Linked DNA regions of Mus musculus: region 2 is linked to region 1. A link is a contact called in ENCODE Hi-C or POLR2A ChIA-PET data. All regions are on one chromosome and are shown on one strand. The core of a region is the stretch at or near the end of the contact, and the rest is flanking DNA. Distances in the headings are between cores, read along the strand shown. Region 1 holds the start of Hnrnpa2b1 (heterogeneous nuclear ribonucleoprotein A2/B1). Region 2 holds the start of Hoxa7 (homeobox A7).

What was found. Hi-C counts contacts between places; a loop is a spot of excess contacts on that map. ChIA-PET counts read pairs that join two places held with the same protein, here RNA polymerase II (POLR2A).
Region 2: a loop to region 1 is called in a map of gastrocnemius, with 6 times the contacts of the local background. The contact joins the promoter of Hoxa7 here to the promoter of Hnrnpa2b1 in region 1. A Hi-C loop is called at or near these places in 3 of 37 maps with a recorded cell type or tissue (Patski and gastrocnemius). POLR2A ChIA-PET finds 5 or more read pairs at or near these places in 1 of 5 experiments (Patski).

What each region holds. Positions count from the first base shown.
Region 1 is chr6:51,466,073-51,472,775 of GRCm38, forward strand. Hnrnpa2b1 (heterogeneous nuclear ribonucleoprotein A2/B1) reads right to left here and starts at 3,773. Exons shown (of 12, transcript NM_001374745.1): 1 at 3,599-3,773; 2 at 1,319-1,354; 3 at 1,113-1,223; 4 at 834-980; 5 at 423-633; 6 at 231-332; 7 at 70-150. The coding sequence starts at 3,604. Cbx3 (chromobox 3) reads left to right here and starts at 4,544. Exons shown (of 6, transcript NM_007624.4): 1 at 4,544-4,667; 2 at 5,744-5,796. The coding sequence starts at 5,773.
Region 2 is chr6:52,216,206-52,222,908 of GRCm38, forward strand. Hoxa7 (homeobox A7) reads right to left here and starts at 2,368. Exons shown (of 2, transcript NM_010455.2): 1 at 825-2,368. The coding sequence starts at 1,200.

The sequences.
Region 1 (6,703 bases), core at 2,523-5,022:
ACTGCAAAATTTATCTCACTGAAGACATTCTATTCAAAATGCAATCACACCCTTAAGAAACAAACTTACCAGATCCCCCCCTAAAGTTGCTTCCTGGTCCTGGTCCAAAATTGCCACCGCCACCACGAGAATCCCCAAAACCAAAGTTTCCTAGAACATAGTAATCTAATTAGCAGCAAGAACAAGACAATCACATATACATACATACACACATAAATAAATAACATTACCTCCTCTTCCACTCCTAGAACTTTGGACTTCCTGCATTTCTTGTCTAGACAATGCCTTTCTAACTTCTGCATTGTGACCATTTATGGTGTGATATTTTTGCACTGGAATAAAAACAATACCAACAGTAAGCAATTCCTATAATGTAAGCAACATTTTTTTATACAAAGCACACCTCATGAACAGACACTTACAGACAATTTTATCCACAGGATCATGGTCATCAAAAGTAACAAAGCCAAAGCCTCTTTTCTTTCCAGACTGCCTATCGGTAATTATTTCAATAGTATCAATTTTTCCATACTCTTCAAAGTAATCTCTAAGGTGGTGTTCCTCAGTATCTTCCTTAATTCCACCAACAAACAGCTTCTTCACAGTCACATGGGCTCCTGGTTTTCCAGACTCCTGCAATAATTACAAAGTTATCCTGACAGAAAAAAACCTTGATTACATCTAACTTGTATTTGTACATCTTAGGACGAATTCCTCCAGATAATAGGTTTTAAGAGGTTGGTCTTGGAATAACATGTACCCAAAAAAAAACAAAACAAAAAAAAAAAAAAACAGTACAAGAAAGGAGATCAATGTGTTTGGGTTTTCCTTACCTCTCTTGCTACAGCACGTTTTGGCTCAACTACCCTGCCATCAATGGAATGGGGCCTTGCAGCCATGGCAGCGTCAACCTCGGCCATGGATGAGAAAGTTACAAAGCCAAATCCTCTTGATCTTTTGCTTGCAGGATCCCGCATAACCTTTAAATCCAAAAGATAAGCATTTAATTTCCCGGCATTAGGTAGCAATATAAATTAGAATGTATTGATACTGGTATTCCCTAGTATTCACACCCAAACATACAGCCAGACTTTCAGAGTTAACGTACGTACCACACAGTCTGTGAGCTTTCCCCATTGCTCATAGTAGTTTCTCAAACTTTCTTCTGTGGTTTCAAAGCTTAAGCCACCAATAAAGAGCTTTCGGAACTGTTCCTTTTCTCTCTGCAAAGGGAAATACCATTTCAATTTTTATTTACACTTTCTTTGTATGCAGGAAATTAAATTCTTAAATATGAGGTGACCTGCTGGTAGAGTACCTTTTTCCTCTCCAAAGGAACAGTTTCTAAAGTTTTCTGGGGGGGAGAAAAAAAACTTACATCAAATTTAAACCATATGTTAAACTGCATATTAGTTGTGTTACACCAAAAATTGCCTGAGCTATACAAGTTTCAAAGTCACTAATATTCGATCTAACTTCTAATTCACGTAAACTTTCTTAGATTTTCTTCAAAAAAATTCAGAAAAACCATACCCAGCTCTTAGGTCATTTAAAGGGTATTAAAGAATTCTTTTGTAATTCATTAAATTCTACAACCCAAGTCCAAAATTTACTACTTTTTAGATTTAAAAAAAATTTAAAAAACCTGTTTCCAAATTCACCACTTCCAAGATTCAGTTTCTGAAAAGTGGCATATTTGCTTTTCCCTGAGCTGCCCCCTCTGGTGTTAATTGTAAGTATCTCAAGATGAAAAAAAAAAATCCTGCAACTCTGAAACAAGCTCCATGAAGAATGCTGAAACTCCAGATATCACCTTAAATCTGGTTTTGTCAGGCACTTAATACTGGCTTTCCAATAGCTAAGTACAAAAACTTATCAAGATGTTCATAAATTAGGTCATACTATCCAGGACCTATGACTGCACAACGAAATGAAAAAGCAAAATTATAAAACAAATCCGTTATTTTACTGTATAGCCTAAATTTGTAAGTTTCTCCAAAATGTGCTCAAAAAGCCAATGTTTACAATTTTTAGGTTTTGAAATGTTTAATAAAAACGACCAAAATTGTTTTAAATAGTCAAAATAGTTACAAAAGCCTTAATCAGGACTCCAAATAGTGTTTCTGGTAGCTCTACTAAAATGTCAGTAAATTGGCTTTCCTTAAACTAAGTTGCAAGTATTAAATACACCTTGTTTTTTCATATCACTAACGAAAGCAAAAGCTCTTTACTTACCTCGGGTTTTTTCCAAACTTACCAGACGTCCACTATCGATTATAAACAAGGTTATTTTATTTATAAGTGTGCTTAGAGTCAAAGAAAATAACCAAGGAGACCCCTTTCAATTCGAAAGCTAATGCTTATCAGTGTAATGATGCATCATAATTTCAAACAAATAAAAAATAAAAAAACCGAATGACCACGCTCAAACACTGTGACCCCAAACTAAGTTTTTATATAGCCAGGACGTGGATTTTCGTCCACTGAACCAGGCTTTAAGCGAAGGCTAACTATGAAAAGTCAGCTATTTCACTTCCTTAAAGTGAACACCACGTGCTAAGGATCCGTTGACTTTACCAACAAATTCGAAGATTCCCTTAAAAATGCTTATAATTTGAATTATTTCGATCCGAGGATCCTTTAAGCAGATAAAAGTTCTGCAATAAAAGGAAAGTAACCCTGCACTCAACATAGCCTCCCTAGCTTCCTGATGAGCGCTCCCATTTTTTCCACTTTGACTTCCTCCTACTATACTAATGCTCAAGTGCTTTACTACAGCACCCGTAATCTTACGTATTATGAAAAATAAAACGGTCTCTTTGCAGCGACGCTGCCTTCAGCCACCCGCCCAGGCCTCGGTTGTACTACGTTCTCTCTGCCTGTTCCAGTAAAGCTCGTGGAGCGCCGCCACCCCGCCCCCACCCCGCGCCTCGGTGGCTTCAGAAAGCAATGGCGCCATTTCGTCGAGGGGAAGGCAGAGAGCCTTTAGCGAGGTGCGCAGGACGCTGAAGACCCAAGCTCAAAACGCTAAATCCACCTCGAAACGGTATGAAGACTTCCAAAAGAAAGGAAAATCGCTAAACACGTCTACGCAGTGGTGAAAAAAGAAAACCAAACTAGTAAACCTAAAGCGTTGAAAGCAAAATCGTGGCGAGGAAGGAGACGGGAAAATGGCGGCCGCCAAATCCGGTTCCCGGGAGAGGGGGGAGGGGAAGCTTCGCAGACTCGCTCCGGGAAGCCGGGGGGGCCCCAGAAACGTTCCGCCGCGAACACAACCGAGCCCCTAGGCCCGCGCACATCGAAAGGCCAGCGATGGCCCGCTCACGCGCTACTTTAGCGGTCCAGCCCGGTCGCGGCGGGCACTTCCCATCCCCCACCCCAACTGAGGGAAATGGCGCCGGGCGGCTGAGGGCGGGGAAGGCGGTCGGACAATCAGAGGCCTCCTCCAACGACCCCTCAGAAACTCGCCAAGGCCAACCGCCACTCGAGTGGCCGCATCCCCTCCGCCGGACCACGGAGGCGGGTGGCCGGTTTCCATTGCGGTGCCTACGGCCTCGCCATGCCATTTTTAATAACTCATTGATTTCAAACCCGTTACCTCCATCGCGGACTCAGTCGCTTCAGCCCGATTTCCCGCAGCCGAGCGAGATGAGAAAGACCTCCGCGGACGGACGCGCACGGGACTCGTCCTGGCGCTGTGGGGAGAGCAGGCGATGGCCAAGAAACTGGGCCGCAAAGGAGCTCCTGCACACGGGACCGGCGCCGCTGCTACTGCCGCTGGAGCCGAGACCGCCGCTTTTCTAGAACCTTCCCCCCACTAACGCGTCTCCGCTTACGTCACGCCGTTACGTAAACGCCCTAACCGCCGCCAATGGCGGGAAGGGCCTACACTCTCCTTACGCCAAGTACGTGACACTCCCCCTTTAGGTACAGCGGGACTGCTTTACATCACTTGCGCAACTGTGTTCCGTGAATTGCGGAAGGCTCGCGCTCGGCGTGTTACTACGTCCGGAACTAGGTCCGGCCCCCACCTCCGCGTAGGGAGCGGAGAAACGGTCGCGCAGTTTGAAATAACGCCGTCGGGAGGGGCTTAGGCCGGCGCTGGGGCGTGCGGCCCTCTCCACCCAAGCGTGCTCTCTGCAGCTACGCCTTTGCCAAGCCCGTCCGCACAAATATTCTCGAACCACACAAATATTTCTACACGTCCCAAAGGGGTTCTCACTCGGTCCCTCCCAGAAGGACTTTTAGTCCAAGTACCACCCCGGATGCCACAAGCCTTGGGATCCCGCGCCTAGTGAGAGGTGGTGCTTAAAGAACCCCGCTGTTTATCTCCCCGGCCTTCAAGATCCGGGCAAGGAGGTGGGTGGAGCCCCGCTTTGGCGCGCTCCGAGACGCAGAGAGGCCTCCGCGGTCCTTCCTGCCCGCCTTCCCCCCCCTCCCCCCAGCCAGGAGACCCCCTGGGCGCCACGCCGCGGACGGTGAGCATTGCGCGCGCCGCCCCCCGCAGGACGCGTTCCCGGCGGGCCCCGCGCGGCCAGGGCGTGGGCGGTGCTCCCCCTCCCCCCCGGCGGAGCTGCCCGCGCCCCCTCCCCTCGGATGTGGCTGAACCGAAGCGCGCAGGCGGGAGACTCTGCAGGATCCGCGGCCCTGAGCATCGGAGCGGTGAAGTTCGTGCCTTTGCTTTTTTTCGATCTTGCGTGTGGTGGGGTTTAGGATGCTCCGTGCGTCCGAGCTTGCGGGGAGGCTGCGAGCCCCGTGGGCCGCGGGCTGCGGGAAACCGGCTGGGGCCTCGCTGAGGCGGGCGCCGCGCCGGTGCGTGGGGGAGATGGGACAATTGTGCATGAGGGTGGGAGCCGGATGACAGCTACCGAGACTCCAGACAAAGCGCGGGCCTCCCCTCCCCCAGCCTCGTCGCAGGCCCGCAGGGAGAGAGCGGTTCAGGCTCTGCAGCTGCGAGGCCCGAGGCTCCGGGCTGCGGCGCGCTCCCGGCTACGTGGCCGCCGCCGGATGGGGGAGGCGCGGGCCCGTGGCGCAGTGCCCTTGAGCCCCCGCCGCCGCCTTTGTTTCTCCCCGCGGAGGCGCTGACCACGAGGCCCGCGCTCTCGGGTGGGGGACGGGCTCCCGACCGGGGAATGGAGCTGGGAAGGAGCCCTCCTCGGAGGGGAGCGTGAAGGAGGTCGACTCCTTCTATCCTTATCAGGACAGTACTTGGGAGCTTGAGGCTGGGGATTGCCAGGCGTTGAAGCCCAGACTGGACTATAGAGAGTGATTACCGCACCACCACCCCCGGAAAAAAAAAGCCAGAAAATAGGACTGGGACATCTTAATGTGTTCCTTTTTTTATACCGTGATTGAACAGGGAGGGCCTCTGAAAAAATAAGGATGGAATTATATGAGCTCCTTGGAGTATTCAGAAATCTAAAGAAAAAGATCTTATGGTAATTTGCTAACAAAAGATAGTCATTTCCTTTCATCCAAAATAAACACTAAAATTGTTAAAATTCTATATGGATTGGGAAAGTAACAATCCTCACCATGTAAAGTTGTCTGAGGTACCAGTGTTTTAGTAAGATTATTTTCACTAACATACTGAAATTATTAGTAACATACTAATAACACGGGAACTCAACTGTTTTCCTGCATTTTTACCCGAAATTTACATGTTGAAATCCACACAAAACTTGTAGCTGCCTTTTGTGTGTCATGAAATTTTAACTGTCCTACATTTTTTTTCTTGCAATAGCTCTTCAAGTCTCCGATTAAATTTAAAAAATGGCCTCCAATAAAACTACATTGGTAAGTTTGTGAAAACCTAGAACATAAGAATCTTAACTGAAGGATTTTTTTTTTTCTTTAAAATTACAATTAAGAAACCATGTGGTGGTGGATCTCTGAGTTCGAGACCAGCCTGGTCTGCAGTGTGAATTCCAGAATAGTCAGAGCTACACAGAAAAACCCTCTCTGGGCGTGTGGGTGGGGGAGCTAGAACCTGTGGTGGACATGGTTGTGCCTTCCTTTAATCCCATCATAAGTGGGTGAATTGCTGTTAGAAGCCAGCCTACCTAAGTCCTTGTATTTACCAGCATTCTAAAGAAAAAGGAATTAACACTAAGTAAGGCTTTTCTTAAGGAGGATCACAATACATTTTTTTGAAAAAGCGTTGTACAGTTTTTGCTGGATGCTTTTGAGGTAAAAAATGCATGTTTGTGGGTTATAAAACAGCTCAATCTTCAGAGCCCAAGGAAAAGTGGAAAGAAAAAACAAGTTTCTACCAGAGTGTGCCTTGATTTCCACACAGGAGCTCCATCATATTGTTAATGAGCTGAATGGGGGAAGAGTCGTGGACAGCTCTATAAAAGTCTTGTGGGTTGGCATGATTACCCTGGAAGCTGTGCTGTTCTGGAGACACTGAGCATTCATTAGTGCACAGAGAGTGAGTTAGATAGAGCTCACGTTGCCATGAGCAAGAATTACAAACTGTCTAGGAGTGATCTAAGACTGTTAGATCAATTCTGTTTCTTTTCAGCGATTTCTGACTGTTGCTAAATCCAGTGTTAGTTTTCTTGGGATTTCTAGTAAGTTAGACAAATTTATTTTTGTCAAGTTATATTTAAAATAAATAAAACTGGGTCAGCCAGGCAGTGGTAGCCCACAACTTTAATCCCAGTACTCCAAGACAGAGGCTGGTAGATAGATCTACACA
Region 2 (6,703 bases), core at 1,118-3,617, 750 kb after region 1:
GAAGGCCCCAGGGCCAGACAAGCAAGAACATCTGTGAGAAGCCTTAGGGCAGAATTCCAACTTTACAACTGGCCTTTCCAGCCGGCTACGTTTCCACAATGTCCTGCTTCCCCCTGACAAAGGGAAATTGTCAATATAGAGTGTGGCAAGTGGGGGACTCTGCGCTTTTGCCATTCAAAGGCGAGCCTGGCTGCTCCCCAGCCTTGCTAGTGGGCGACCCTCATCAGCAGCCCCATCCACAAGACCTTCCTGTGACTTTCCCACCCTCTGTCCCATTGGCTTCAGCCCCGTTCTGGAAATGGCCTCTGGTACAGTGATGAGTGAGGGATCCCGGAGGTCTCAATTCTCCTTGCCTTTGAGAAAGAAAGCCAGGCCGAAAGAAGGGAAGGAGGGGAGAGAGAGCTGGAGTCAAGAAAGAGATAGAGGACAGAAAAGAGGGGGATAGAAAGAAAGACTGAGGGAGAGAAAAAGAGAGGGAAGGGAAGAAGGGGGAGAGGGGGGGGAGAAAGAGAGAGAATATGAGAATGAGAATAGCGGAGAAACTTATTGTAAAAATTCCAAGGCAAATGGAGTTAAATAAATTTACGAGGATCGAACCCATTAATTGGGCCATAAAAAGTTTTATGAGCCTCATTTACATACAATGCTACGGGTCTCTCCACGCTATGGCGCCTCAGCTCTAATTAAAACCAGAAAGGCAGCGCCACGGGGACTTGCGGGGCCGCCGGCTGGAAGCCGCCGGGCTGGGCTCTCTCAGCCCCCCGCGCCCTGCTCCCGCCCCTCCGCTCCTCCCGCTCGCCGACCCCGCCGACCACTGAGCCTACCTGAACTGCGCATCCAGGGGTAGATGCGGAAACTGGCTTCGGCCGGGCCGTGAAGCACGCCCTCGTCCGCCTTGTCGCAGGCGCCTTTGGCGAGGTCACTGCAGAGCCCGGGGATGTTTTGGTCGTAGGAGGCGCAGGGCAGGTTGTAGGCGTCGGCTCCCAGGCCATAGCCGGACGCGAAGGGGCTCTGATAGAGGGGGCTGTTGACATTGTATAAGCCCGGCACAGTGGAGGCGAAGGCGCCGGCGCCCGGCCCGTAGCCGCTTCTCTGCGAGTTGGGTGCAAAGGAGCAAGAAGTCGGCTCGGCATTTTGGAAGAGAGAAGCCCCCGCCGTATATTTGCTAAAAAGCGCGTTCACATAATACGAAGAACTCATAATTTTGACCTGTGATTTGTTGTCCGGCAGCTTTCAGTGTCGGTTTTACGAGGTAGCGTGATATATGATAACATTACACCCCCAGATTTACACCAAACCCCATTTTCTTTTGGACGGAGCTCGCCGCGGCACGTGACCGCCCACATGACCGCCTCCGCCAATCTCAGCAGCCCTCACAGGTGGTCCCGCGCCACGGGCCGCCTGCCTCCTAGAATGGAAGGGGAAGAGGCTCACAGACGCGGCCTGCCTGCACCGGGCTGCCAGGGCGCCCGACGCAATCAGACCCCTAGGCTCCGCCAGAGCCCCGTCCCAGCCGCCGAAGCCTGGAGGCAGGGATCTCGCCCCCTCCCCCGACAACCTCATACCTATTCCTGAACCCCAGATCCACTGTGTGGATTCCCCCTGTTCGGGCCCTCTCTGAGGGTCCAAGACCCAGGGTCTCTGTAACCTGTCCGCCCAAAGATGGTCTAGAGAGGGAAATCCACTCTTTGCCCACCTCTCTCTATAAGCAGGGAAACCTTTAAGACCTGATTTGATGCTCCAGCGCCAACACCGCAGGCGCGGTGTCTCCTCTAGCCGAGCGGAGAGACCGCTGCCACAAACTGGAACCATGTGGTTCGAATAAAGTCAACGTCTCTCAGCTTCCTTTCTTTAATCGGCGGCGCACTGTTTATCTGCCCTAAAGGAAGCAGTGAAATATTTATCTATTAATGAGCCTCATTTGCCAACAGATATACTAACATGGGATTCCTTTTCTCCTCCCGGACACTGCGGCCCTGGCAGTTTCTCTGCATTTGCTCCTGGGCACCTGGCTGGCTGGCAGCAACTCCAGAGATAGCTCAACACCCGCTTTGTCCTTGCCACAACCCCTAGTTACCCCCTAGATGACAAAAAACTGGGGTATCCTCATTCAGTTTGGGAGAAACTCGGCTCCACAAATTTTAAAACACATCCGTCATACACTCCTGGCGGCTCTCAGGCAAGCAAGCCTTCCACCCTGTGGGCCGGTAACAGTTTTAGAGCTGGATTAGAGACAGGAGAGGTAATCTCAGGACCTGGGTGCTGTAGCTCATTGTGGAACCCCAGTTCTTTAGGAGACAATAAAAGCGAATAAGGGAGCCCTTTCTAGGGGCCACCCAGATCCCGCGGCTTCACCTTTCTAAGCACTGTGTGCTTGCTAAGCACAGCCTCGTTCTCTCCCAAATAGTAGCCCACCCTGGGGGCTTACCTTGCTGGGCTTCAGACCCCCTCCCCCTGCAATGATAGGTCGGGTGAAGGCTCTGCTGCCCAACGCTCTCTGGAGGATATTTGGGTGAACCCTTCCCCTAAACGCCTCATAAACTGCTCAGGCCATGCTGGAAGACTGGCGACCTTTTACTGCTCAGCTCGATTGCACATCATAAACCCGACTTCACAATGGAATTGCCCCGGAAATTCTCCTCTAAATTATAGAGTTTGGTTCCTGGTGTACAAAGCACTTTCTTATCACTTTCAGTGGGTCCAGGCTGCCTCCACCTACCCCACCCCCGTTTACCGCATCCTCTCAGGGGGGTCTTGGAAGCACAAAAGACAGAGGGATGTTCAAATCCCGCTGGAACGAACCCCAGCTCCTACCTAGTAAAGGGCTCAGGTTTTGGTGGGGAGGAGGGCAGGTGGGAGCTGGGCTATCTCCCCTGGAGCATAAGGACCCTAAGGCGGCAATATCCGGGATCCACTTTATGGTGGACCAGGATGGGAAACAGAAGAGGTGAAACAGGGAGGGGGTAGAAATCGAAATAACAGTGTCTTCTAAGAGAGAAATAAAATTCTAAAATAGCTAAAAGAAGATGAAGCAAACCAAAAGAAGGCTAGGAGATCAAAGAGGCGAAATTAGACTGCTTTAGACCAATAAATTGTTCCTGGGGTGACACAGAAGGGCGCACAGTGAAAGGCCAGGCAGGCCCAGGCGGTCTGTCTAGACTCAGGAGACTGGAGCAGTCCAAAGGCACGTGTCTAAAGTGGAACTTCTCTTTAGAAGGAGACCTGACAACCAGAGTTCGGAGTTGGGTTGAACAGGAAAAACACGACACTAACACACCTAGGAAGGTCATCTGAATTTGGCCTGAAAGGACTAAGTGGTTCCCACAAGAGACTCTGTGCTAGTTTGCCAAGGCCAAATAGGTCCCAAATTCTGCTGTTTTCAAGGTCTTGGCACTTCTGGGCACAAGTCTTCCCTCTGAGTGGGATTCAAGACTCACCAAAAACCCTCACTTCGTTTCTGTGTCTCTTTTCCCTTGGCAGACTTTGAACAAAATCAGACTCTCAGCAAGGCCTATTTAATTATATGTTTTCTGACTGTTGGCTCCCTACTTATTTAATGGAAATGTATCTGTTATGTGTGAAAATATTCACACACTATTGAGCCCAGACCCAGTTTTTAATCTGCTATCTAAATATTTCCCAACGCTGTCCCAGAACTAGCTTTCAAACCTACTGCCAGAGTTTGTTTCCTCCGTTTCCTGTGGCCAGATAGTCCTCAATGTTTAAATCTAGGTTTAGAATGTAAACGCAGACCTTTGCAGCAAAACGGCGCCTTCTAGAGAGTCCAGTGGTGCTGAGTTTGGGGGACTTTGAACCTTTCTAGTCTCCTCCCCTGAGAAGATGGTGGGCTTCAGCTATTGGGCTTGGAGACTATGTCCCCCGACTTAGTGAAAGGCGCCTGACTTGGACGCGGCCACCAATTCCTACCCGAAGCGAATAAATAAGCCCAGTTCCTTGCCGGGTCTTGTCCGGACGAAGACAGCGACAGGCTGTGAAAAACCTCTCAGCAGCGAAGACCAGAGAGCAGCCTGCCCCGCCGCCAGTCGGCCAAGGGCAAGGGAGGCTGCTGGCCTAGTCATTTCACCAGGCCTCTGAGCTCCTGGAGGCCTGCACCTACCTAGGGCCTCTGTGATCCGTGGAGGGAAGCGGCTGCTGCCAACCAGTGACTTCCATTGTTAGAAAACTGGAGCATTCTATTTGTGCCCACTGCTCAGCAGTAACATAAATATAGATTTCTCAGGATTAGGATAGGTATCTCTTGGTGCTCTCTCCAAGAAGCTATAAAACCCTTCCTACAATCAGATGCTGTGAAGTAGCATGAATTACATACGGAAATATAACGAGGATATATGCCTGTAGTACCTACGTGTGTGCAGGAAGATTTTTTTTTAAGGGAGTAAGAGAGAGAAAGAGAGGGAGACCCAGGAGATACGTCAGCCAGGATCGAGTCCCTGGTTTTACAGCGCATTCAGCACGGAGATGCGAGTCATAAACATTTTGTGGGCTTGGCCGAGACTATTACGACCCAAATAAATGCACTGTACGGTCTATATTCACGGCGCTTCGAAGGGTTAGTTTTCTTTTTGCTCTTGTGTTTTCTTTCCGAAACCATCCTACCCCAGAGTCTGATCCCACACACTAGCCGCCTTGCTCTGAAGCTGGGGACATCTAGCATTAAAAGTAGCCTGAGAATGAATGGGGATTTTTTTTTCTTTCTTCTAGCCTCCTCAACCGGCGACACCAGAGTAGCCTTGGCCTTTCAATGCCAAAGAAATACCACGGCCTGAGAAGCAAGAACGACTTCAACCATATGAATGCGTTTTGAAGCTAGAGTGTTAATGTACTTATTTAAACGTATAGATCATTTATTTTCGAACAACCTAACAGTTCCTAGACTATGCCCCAAGTTACCCCAGCGTGGCCAAGTTCCCCGAAGATCTACACAAGACAGCCACCAAGTATGACTTTATAACCAATTTTCAGCCGCCTAATTTTAAGGTCAGGTATTCAAACCGACCAAGTCCCCGATCTCTCTCTCTCTCTCTCTCTCTCTCTCTCTCTCTCTCTCTCTCTCTCTCTCTCCCCATACTGGTGGTGGCTAGCTAGGCCTGGTACCCCCCCACCCTGAACCAGGTTTGGGGACCTCACGGGTCGGCGGAACCCGTGGCCACAGGATGCGCTCTCTGTGGGTTCATCTGGTCCTGGGGCCGTAGGTGTTCATTCCCTTGTTCTTCGATCGTGAACGACCCGTTCCCCGTGCGCCTCGCTGTCCCTAGATCTCTGCTGGGATGAGGACTGTGACCCTGAAATGGAACTGGCGTTCTCAGCCACAGCCCCGCACCTTCGGCGTCGCTGCTGCCACGCAACACAGCGGTCTCGGAATGGGGCCGGGGAGGAGCGAGCGCCGAAGGTCAGGCAAGCCCCGGCGCATGCTGTGTCCCTTGGAGGCTTTCAGGCTGGCATGAGCAGCAGGGAAAATATACGACTGCTGCTCACACAAATCCCATTCCAGAAAGGCTCGCTTCAAGTCGACATTTTAGGAGCTTCCTAGGTCTCGGCGGCCGGAGATGGCGGCGAGAAAGCCTCTTGCGTGGAGCCACACTGCCATCTCCTGGAATTTTCTTGGCACTGCAGCCGCAGCTGCTCTGGCCCGCGTGAACTTCGGCAACGCCTGTGACCCCACCAGCGTTCCACTCCCATGGGCGGAGCGAGGGCCCTGTCCCTGGGGAATCCTTGGGGAGCCAGGAACCTACGCTGCCGAGGGGGCAATACCCATAAAAGAGGGCTGTTTCCGCAGTCTCTTTATCGGAGGCAGACAGAGCAAACAAATGAAAGGGTTTTGGTGGGATACCCTAATTGGAGCTGGACAGTTGTAAACTCATTAAGAGCCGAATTCCAGACAGTTCGCAGACCTTCCTTTATGGCACACCCTTACTGCATAAGCTTTGAAGTCCTTTCTGTCTGCAACAACAGAGGGCGTGCCAACCTGGCGGCTCGTTGGGGGTGGGGGTTAAGGAGAAGCCCCATCCACCCTCACCCTGGTCCCCCTTTCCCGGCTTAGAAGACAGTCAACATTGCAGAGAGATGGGGGTGCGAAGGAAAAGAATTGGGGGGTGTGAGGCGAGGCAGAATCCTCTGGCTACATCTGGAAGGCGCTTGGGCCTCCGAAGGCAGTCGTTCCCCCTACGCAGCCCTTTACACCCCATAAAGGGTAACAGCCCTCATTTTCTTTTATGGCGCTTCGGGGCTTGTCGGTTGCTAAGGCCTGCTTCTGTGGGGACTCCGAAGGTGGCTTAGCAGTGTAGGATGCTGAGCCCCTACCCCCAACCCGCCTCCGGCCAGGTTGGCAGGACTCAATGGGGCACAAGGGTATGGCTTTTCCACTCTCTGAAAACCCCTGACTATTTGAAGGAGCAGCCTCATTGCCGACATGTGGCTCCTGCCTGCCTCCTCAGAGTTTTCTTACACAGCTCCTTGACTTCCAGCCCTCAACTCGACCACCCTACTTCCAAAGGCTTCTTCAGTCCTTTTTTTTTTTTTTTTTTTTTTTTTTTTTTGTGAGTCCAGGGTTGGGGAATATTTTTGGAGGCAGCCAAAATGAAAGGGTGGACTTTCCACTGCTGCTGGCCAGCGAGGCCTAGCTTTCTGATGCTTCTCTGGTCGCCTGGCAAATAGATCCGAGTCTATTTGCTCCTCCGCTGGA